3 separate regions of the Homo sapiens genome follow, and regions 1 and 3 are each linked to region 2. The links are chromatin contacts, found by Hi-C or POLR2A ChIA-PET in ENCODE. All regions are on one chromosome and are shown on one strand. Each heading gives the region's core, a stretch centred on a gene start or an enhancer-like site at or near the end of the contact. The rest is flanking DNA. Distances are from core to core; before and after follow the strand shown.

Region 1 (2,700 bases), core at 178-2,677, 950 kb before region 2:
TTAAAATCGAGTCTGAGTAACTCGTCTTGTGTTCATTTTTTCTACATTCTCTCAGCCTGAATCCTCATGAGTCCATTTTGCTCTATATTCATCTGGACATTAGACTACTTTGAAATATTACCATTTCTGCCTATTCTTTCTGTACTGCCTGATTGTCAGCTCCCGAAAGGCAAACACCCCATCTTCCATTTTGTCTGGATTTCCCCCACTGAGCCTAGAAGATTGACTTAACACTGACTAGTGTGCTGTGTGCTTCACGCGGTGGGTGCTTAATAAATATTTTAAAACAGTATTAAAATGTTGAATAAATTTGACAGCAGTGCTGCTTCTCATCATTTCAAATGCCAACACTTTCTAGGTCCCTTTTCTAGCAACCATTTCCCAACATACCTACGCGCCCCCAGACGTTTCAGCCAAGCTGGGGCTCTCTTTTGATCCATCCTTCTTTGCCCGAGTTATGGAAATATTGTTTACATTTTTTCCCCTGAGGAGAAGGGGAACCCAAAGACCCTGCTGTGAAACTTGAAGTTGTTTTTCTCCTTGGTAACTGGGGAGAAGGAAGGACAGTAGGGACAGAGAAGGTTTTGTTTCTGATTACTTCAGTTTTCGCCCCAGATCGTCTTTTACAATAAGATACATGCCCCTATGAGTATTTTCATACCTGTAAGGATGTTTTTAATTCTTTGCATCTGAAGAGTGCTAAGGATTTTAGGCAAGAGGTTTTAGTATTTTAACTAAGATGTTTTCTCATGAGCTTTATTCAGTATCTCATTTTCTTCCTGACCTTCTATAGTCAGTCAGGCAACATTTCTCTTATAACATCATTTTTCCTATTAATCATTATTTCGTACCTGTGAAAAATAAGCTTACACTTAATGTTGTATGAATCTAGCATGGTAAAGTACAGAAAAGCTTATTCTCTTCTTCTTGGGTAGGGAATTCTGTTTTGCAAAGCACTTTGTGATCTATTTGTTAGCTTATTTAATCCTCACAACAACTTTGCTAGGTGGACAGGAGTCATTATCTCCAGGATAAGGAAAAGGAAACTCAGAGACTTTAAGTGACTTATCCAAGGTGACACAGCACGGTTAGACCCACAATGAAAACCCGGACTTCTGACTCCACAGCCAGTCCCACACAGCTCAACTTTACATAATAAGCCCTGGTTATGTCAGTAGAGACAAGGCTGCTAGGAAGAAGCAGCGCGGTGACAGATGAGTAGGTGGGGAGCGGCGGTGGGGCAGGGCGCACTGCGAGAAGAGCACTTCGCGCATGCGCATATCACCGAGCGAACGCGCCGTGTTCGGGAAGGTAGGAGAAAGAGGCGGAGCTCCTTGTTAACGACATCCCCAACCTCTGCTAACGCGCAGGCGCACTTCCTGAAGCTGAAGGTCAGCATAGACAAAGGGCCTCAGAATCGCGCAGGCGCAATTGTGCCCTGGTTCGCCAAGATGTCGTTCCCAAAGTATAAGCCGTCGAGCCTGCGCACTCTGCCTGAGACCCTCGACCCAGCCGAATACAACATATCTCCGGAAACCCGGCGGGCGCAAGCCGAGCGGTTGGCCATAAGAGCCCAGCTGAAACGAGAGTACCTGCTTCAGTACAACGATCCCAACCGCCGAGGGCTCATCGTGAGTGTGGGGCCTCCCAGGCGGGAATAGGGCCCGAGTCCTGGGAGAGACCGAGAGAGACCACGCAAAGGGTCGGCCACCGCTCCCGATCAGTATCTCAGACGCAGGTCCTCTTCCAGGCCTAGCCAACTCACTACCCTTTTACCTTTGCCAGAGCTTGGCCCTCGAGAGGACCGGCTCTGGACTCAGACCTGGCTGGGTTTGAATCCTGGCTTGATCACTTCCTGCCTGCGTGACCTTAAGAACGTTATTCACTCTGCTTATCCTCGATTTTCTGTCTGCAAAATGGGCGTAATATAGTGCTTACTCTTTTATCAGGCTGTTAGGATTAAATGAGATAGAGTATGTGACTGTCCTAGCACAGTGCCTCGTTCGTAAGGCGTGTTCAGAAAATGTTTCTATATATATGCATATATATATTATATTATATATATATTCTATATATATGCATATATATTATATTCTATATATATGCATATATATTTTATATATATGCATATATATTATATTCTATATATATGCATATATATTTTATATATATATATAATTTTAAAGAGCTGGTGTTTACCTTTCAGTTCACAGCTCATAGGGATACTGCTCTCTCCTGATGGGAATACAGTGATTCCTTCAACCTGCATCTTTTAAAGACCCTGAAGCTTGCTGAAGTTCTAGGCTTTGGAGTCAGAACCCAAAGCACTACTCATTGGCTAACTCTGTTACCTTGGGCAACTTCAACTCCTCTGAATTATAGTTTCCTGGTTTCGTATATAAATGATGTGCATTATGAGGTTAAATAAGACAGTCTGTGTAACATTCGCAGCACATAATATATGCCCAGTAAACTGGTAATTAACAGGTGTGCTTTCATTAGGTAGTTTTCTATACAGGAACTAAGTAGGTTAAATATGATGTTAACAGAACAGGACTGGACTTTTCCCACACGTTGCATTGGTGTTTTGGAATTTTTGGAAGTTATGAGGATTGAATGAAAGTTACAATGTGCCAGGCACTGTGCTAAAACTCTTTTTGAGTACTATTTACATATCACAACTATTTGGATGATTAAGCT
Region 2 (2,700 bases), core at 156-2,655:
CCACTTTTCACACATATTGTACGATTTTCTCTAGTTATAAAGCACTGCCTCATTCACCTTTTAAACGAACCACAACTACCTCAATAGAGTATTCTTTACATTCATATCTTAAAAATAGTAATTAGTTTACATAAATTTGGATACCTGAATAAACTAAATTCTTTCCTTCCAGGACTTGTCCAAGCAAAAGGCACTCTGCCTGCCATTCAAACATCTTTTTTACACCAAAACTGTGGTATTTTTCCAGAACTGCTTTAGGAAGTCCCCAGTTTGCCAATAGTAGCTTGTCTCTTTCGTAGTCAGGAACTGTAGGCTTGCATTCTCCTTTTAGGAAAAAGAAAAAATTAAAATTTAATTTACTTCTAATATATGAGTTTTACAGTTAGCCCTTCACCGTGTGTTGGAATTCCTATGTGTTGAAATGAAGCTCTTTAAAGCACATCCTGACTTCAAGAATCTTATGAGAAATTGACCATGTATAGAAAAGTAATAAATTGTTATTTACTGCATATAATAAAAATTCCTTAAAAGCCTCAAACGAACAAAAAAGCGTGCAATACACAGTAGATAAAGAGTGTTGGAATTACGGGTGTAGTTGGGGGAGGAGGGCAATATGCAAGCATTACAAAGCTAAGTTAGGTGAGTTTCTATTTATAGTAAGTTTTAGTTCCATGACGACTGCACAACTAACGATTTTAAAAAACTGGGTCGACATCCACGGGACACCCAACCAATCTCATTACGAATCCCTTCCAGCCTTCCCCTGGACGCCGAACAGCCTGTGCCGTACTCCAGGCCCAACAATCCTGTCTTAAGGGTCTGTAAGGAGTACTGGGTACTACCAGGAACGAGCCGCCCAACAGATGATGGGATGAAGCTAACTAGGAAGTTGTTTCTCTAAAGGTCGAAAGATCCAGAAGCCACGTGAACATTAATACCAGGCGATCACTGAAAACACGCGTATGTCTGAACAGAAAGTGACCTGCCACACCAGGCCCCAGTCACAGAGAAGGGGAGTAGAAGCCCAATGGGGTATGCAACGAAGCAAGTCCCGTGGGGTGAGGACACCTCCCGACCCATGGCCCGGCGGAGCTGCCCCCGTTGCCCGCGGCCTCCCGGGTTCCTGGAGCACCTGCAGCTGCGGCCTTCAGGCAGCGACCAAGGCCGGGCGGCGGGCTCAGCACGGACCCGGAGAGGAACTGGGGGCTGGCACTGCTGTCACCGCCGCTTCCCGAGAACGAATCTGAGCCTGATTCTGAACGCCGCCGTTTCCCACTCCGACGCAGAAGATTCATGGCAAACTCTTCTCGGCCGATCAGGGCAAGCCACAGTCCCAGCGTCCTCCCTCTCGGGAGAACCCTGGCCTGGCAACAGCTGCGGACATCTTCCCGCCAGTCTTCAAACTCAAACCTCCCGGCCCGCCCCGGAACCATAGAGTTCTCCGTGGCTTAAGTAACCCGAAAGCCATAGACTCGTGGGGAAGGAGCGGCTCTCGCTGGCGTCTAAGACTTCCGGCCTCCAACCTCCTGGTTGGTTAATATGAGAGATAGATTAAAGAGGAAGAATACAGAATCTACAGTTATAACCATACTGACCTAAAAGCCTTCCTTCTCCTTTTGTCCATTTCTGGTTTGAATAGGAAGGCCATGCTAACTTCATAAAATGGGCTGCCCATAATAGGTAGATCAGGGAAGTAGCTCTTCTTAACGTATTGGTATTCTGTAAAAAATTATTTCAGATTGAGAAGCATTATGCAAGATAGCCTAGGGTTTCTAATAGAGCATAATTTCCTCCTTTCTCCTAGTATATGATGGTAGGGCAGGGCTATTTCTGAACACAATTTCCATTTTAGCCAGCATGCATTGTGAGGAATATGTAATGAGGAATTGGGGATTGCTGGCTGACAGACCCCTGAGACACTATATGAACGCCGCGAGGAAGGGGCTCTGAATATACCCCAGGGATCGTTATGAGCCAAGAGCTTAGTAATGCATCTGTGTTGTCCCTTTTGTAAAGGTAGAAGCGAACGAGTTCTGAACGTAAAACGGTGACCATTCATTACCTAGTTGCATAATTCATTTCACCAAGCAAAACTAGTAGGCCCTAAGCCTGACCTGAAGAGGCTGTGCAGTTCTAGAGCACTAAAAATCTCAAAAGGTCCAGTCCAATTAAAAAAAAAAAAAACACTCGAATACAATCTGGAAAATAGCATTCGAACCATCAATTCCTTCCGTGAAAACATTTTTTTGATTTAAATGACAATATTCTAAAGTTCCACGAGATGGCGACATTACTCCGTGAATGAAACATTTTTCTCTTGGCCTTTTACGCAATCAACAACTATTTACTGAGTATCTACTGTAAGCTAGCCACTGGGTAAATGGCAGTGAAATGGCATAAAATGGTTCCTGCTCTCAAAGAGAAAGAGTCTAGAGAATAAGGCAGACATTAAACAAGTCAGTTAATGAAGTGTGCCATATGCTTGGGCAGAAATGAAGAGTACTATTAAAGAAATAAAAGAGATCTCGCCGGCCGTGGTGGCTCACGCCTGTAATCCCAGCACTTTGGGAGGCCGAGATGAGTGCATCACCTGAGGTCAGGAGCTCTAGACCAGCCTGGCCAACATGGTGAAACCCCGTCTCTACAAAAATACAAAAAATTAGCCGGGTATGATGGCGGGTGCCTGTAATCCCAGCTACT
Region 3 (2,799 bases), core at 207-2,706, 990 kb after region 2:
GCCATAAAGGAAATGAGTTCTATGCCTGAGTTTTGTAGGACTACAGATTTTAGTACTTATTAAAGTTATAGATGTCATAACAAAGGAATGGAGGTATGCAGGAGCACAGAGGAGGAAGATACTTACTAGGCCTGTAGGCCTGCAGGAAAGATGCCAACCAGGAGATGCCATTTGTACTATGTCTTAAAGAATAGGGGTTTGTAGCACTGAAAAGGGCAAGGAGGGAAGTCATTCCACAGACAACGGGATAGAGGCATGAAAGTAAACAGCATGTTTAGGGAACTCTAAAAAGTTAATGGCTGCAGTCTTGAGGAACATAGTGGGTGATGACTGCTGAAATAATGTGGGAGCTAGGGCCTTATATTCTCTGCTAAGGAGTTTGGGCTTTTATCCCGTAGGCAACTGGGAATACAGATATTAAGCAAGAATGTAATTTTTAGCGTGATAATTCTGGTGGTAAAGGATAGATTAGGTAGGGGTGTGTTTTGTGGCAAGGAGAGGACCTAGTAATAGTCTAGGTCTGAAGGAAGATTAACTAAGGCAGTAGGAATAGAGAGGTGAAACTGGGCTGAGATCTTCATGAGAGTGAATCACTAGGACTGGGTGAATGCCTGGGTATAAGGGTGAGGGAAAAGGAGGAATGGAGGATGATAATGTTTCAGCCTTAGGAAACCTGGTAGGTAGATGGTGATGATACTAACCAGGTTAGGGAGAATCAGCAAACAAAGGGCATATTTCTTAGGGAAAATCATGACCAAGAAAAGGGATCAATTTGAGTTACCTATGGGACATCTGGGTAAAGATGTCAAAAAGAGAGTGAGACATATGAACCTGCAGGTCAGGAGAGAGGTAGGGAGTTAAGAGTTAGAAATTCCTAAGTCGTCATCATTGAGGTAGGAGTTGAGGCCATGGGAACAGGTGCCATCACCAAGGGGGACATCGTAGAGGAAAAAAGAGAGAAGATAAAGAATGGGCAACAGGTGAACTCGTGAGATTATAAATTGTAAGGGCAAGAACTCTATGGTTTTTTATTTACACTCTATTTCTAGTACCCCTAGCACAGGGCCTGATTCATAGAATGTGCTTAATAAATACCTGTGGAACAAATGAATCAACCCAGTAAGAAACTGCATGTGTAGATGCCTTCTTGCTGCACTCAACCAAGTCCTACAAGCAAGAGATTTATTCAGAACTGGTTGGAATGCAAACATAAATAGAAAAAAGAAAATAAAGGTTTGTTAACAGAAGTTCTGTCTCCTTTGCCTGTGGGTGGCCATCTAAATTGACTGAGAGTCCTATAATTTGGAATATTGCACGGCTGAAAAAGCTAAGAGCTTTTGTACTCCAAATAACAACAGCTTCAGTGGTAGCAAGATTGGTGTCTCCTGGGCTTGTCTGGCACCTTCTGTTAAGAGTTCTCTCTAGCCTACAGAGATGAGTCAATTGGTGCAGGTCACATTATGAGTCATGTCTGAATTGCCTCAAGGCAGTGGCTGTTAAGCTAAGGGATAGGGAGAAGGGCAGAGCACACAGACAGCAGGTAAGAGACCAAAATCTTGAGTTGAAAGACTATATGGAGACAAGATCTGTGGTTAGGTTATAAAGACATAAACTTAACCAGAAGAAATTAGGCCTCGTGCCCACTGAATTTTTAAAGGAACTGTATTGCTGAAGAAACCACAAGCCTGGTTGCAACAGCCTGAGCACATTCTAGCCTGTGAGAAAATCCATGGCTCCCTGATAGGCAATGAACCTGGAAATAGCCAAGGGCCACAATATATAAGGAAGATTTTCCCAGAGTGCAAAATAAAGGTTTTACAACATGGAATAGGGAGTCCTCTCTATACCTGTTCGGCAGCATGTAGATAAGTGGTGTGAGCCAGTGGCTGTTGTGTGTTTTGCTTCTCCCCTTTCAACATGAGAGTTTTCATTGCAGTTTTCCCGCTCCTTTTTATATCACTATATAATGAGTATGTTGGGGGCAGTATCTTGCCTTTAAGCTTTAAGAGAGAACTGCCTGCTGGGCATGGTGGCTCATACCTGTAAGCCCAACACTTTGGGAGGCTGAGGTGGACGGATCACGAGTAGCTGGAGATCAGCCTGGCCAACATGATGAAACCTCGTCTCTACTAAAAAAAATACAAAAATTAACTGCACGTGGTGGCACATGCCTGTAATCCCAGCTACCTGGGAGGCTGAGGCAGGAGAACTGTTTGAATCTCGGAGGCGGAGGTTGCAGTGAGCCAAGATGGTGCCACTGCACTCCAGCCTGAGTGACAGAGCAAGACTCCGTCTCAGAAAAATAAATAAATAAATAAAGAGAGAACTGCCTGAACTTGAGCTGATGATGAGTCTGGCTAAGACCTTGGGACCATATTCCTTGGGAGGATAGTGGGTGTCTTAGATGTTTTAGTAAGAAAGATGTGTATAGATGTTGGGTAGGCAAGTAGCAGAGTCTGTCACAGGACTGAAAAGAGAATACTCACTAGATTTGGAAAGTAAGAGCACAGCGATGATCTTAATGAAAGTAATTTAAGTAGAAGTAGTGGGTGGGGATTGCAGAGAAGCCAGCTTTAGGAGCAAATGGAAATTATAGATTTTTTAAGACTTTGCTAATGAAGGGACTATACTGATCATCACTTTCCTGATTGCCCCAAAAGGCTTCTTGGTAGGGATTCATTTCTCTATTTTTATCCCCAGTAATTGTCTATGTTCAACATTTACCCCAAGTTTTGCCTATGTTCTCTCCAGAACAAAGAAAAGATGATTTCTAGAGCCTTTGCATCCTAGAAACCAAGT

The links. Hi-C counts contacts between places; a loop is a spot of excess contacts on that map. ChIA-PET counts read pairs that join two places held with the same protein, here RNA polymerase II (POLR2A). Pooled maps may share reads with other maps.
Region 1: a loop to region 2 is called in a map of B cell, with 6 times the contacts of the local background. The contact joins the promoter of NDUFB4 here to the promoter of POLQ in region 2. A Hi-C loop is called at or near these places in 3 of 168 maps with a recorded cell type or tissue (B cell, CD4-positive, alpha-beta T cell and CD8-positive, alpha-beta T cell) and 8 of 50 pooled maps. POLR2A ChIA-PET finds 5 or more read pairs at or near these places in 1 of 52 experiments (MCF 10A).
Region 3: a loop to region 2 is called in a map of GM12878, with 2.5 times the contacts of the local background. The contact joins the enhancer-like site here to the promoter of POLQ in region 2. A Hi-C loop is called at or near these places in 1 of 168 maps with a recorded cell type or tissue (GM12878), 4 of 37 single-sample maps with no recorded cell type and 9 of 50 pooled maps. POLR2A ChIA-PET finds 5 or more read pairs at or near these places in 2 of 52 experiments (GM12878 and activated CD4-positive, alpha-beta T cell).

The regions. Positions count from the first base shown.
Region 1 is chr3:120,594,909-120,597,608 of GRCh38, forward strand. It overlaps NDUFB4 (NADH:ubiquinone oxidoreductase subunit B4), which reads left to right and starts at 1,428. Exons shown (of 3, transcript NM_004547.6): 1 at 1,428-1,631. The coding sequence starts at 1,452. RefSeq lists an enhancer at 1,499-1,838.
Region 2 is chr3:121,544,583-121,547,282 of GRCh38, forward strand. It overlaps POLQ (DNA polymerase theta), which reads right to left and starts at 1,406. Exons shown (of 30, transcript NM_199420.4): 1 at 1,133-1,406; 2 at 145-324. The coding sequence starts at 1,295. RefSeq lists enhancers at 1,139-1,368, 1,260-1,554.
Region 3 is chr3:122,532,580-122,535,378 of GRCh38, forward strand. All of the region lies in intron 10 of PARP9 (poly(ADP-ribose) polymerase family member 9), which reads right to left. All of the region lies in intron 4 of LOC105374071 (a long non-coding RNA gene), which reads left to right. Among named protein-coding and RNA genes, the nearest start is that of KPNA1, 19 kb to the left of the region's middle. RefSeq lists a silencer at 1,303-1,597. Within about 2 kb of position 1,457, at least 2 of the 41 ENCODE cell types and tissues checked have a DNase peak (open chromatin) inside an H3K27ac peak, as active enhancers do.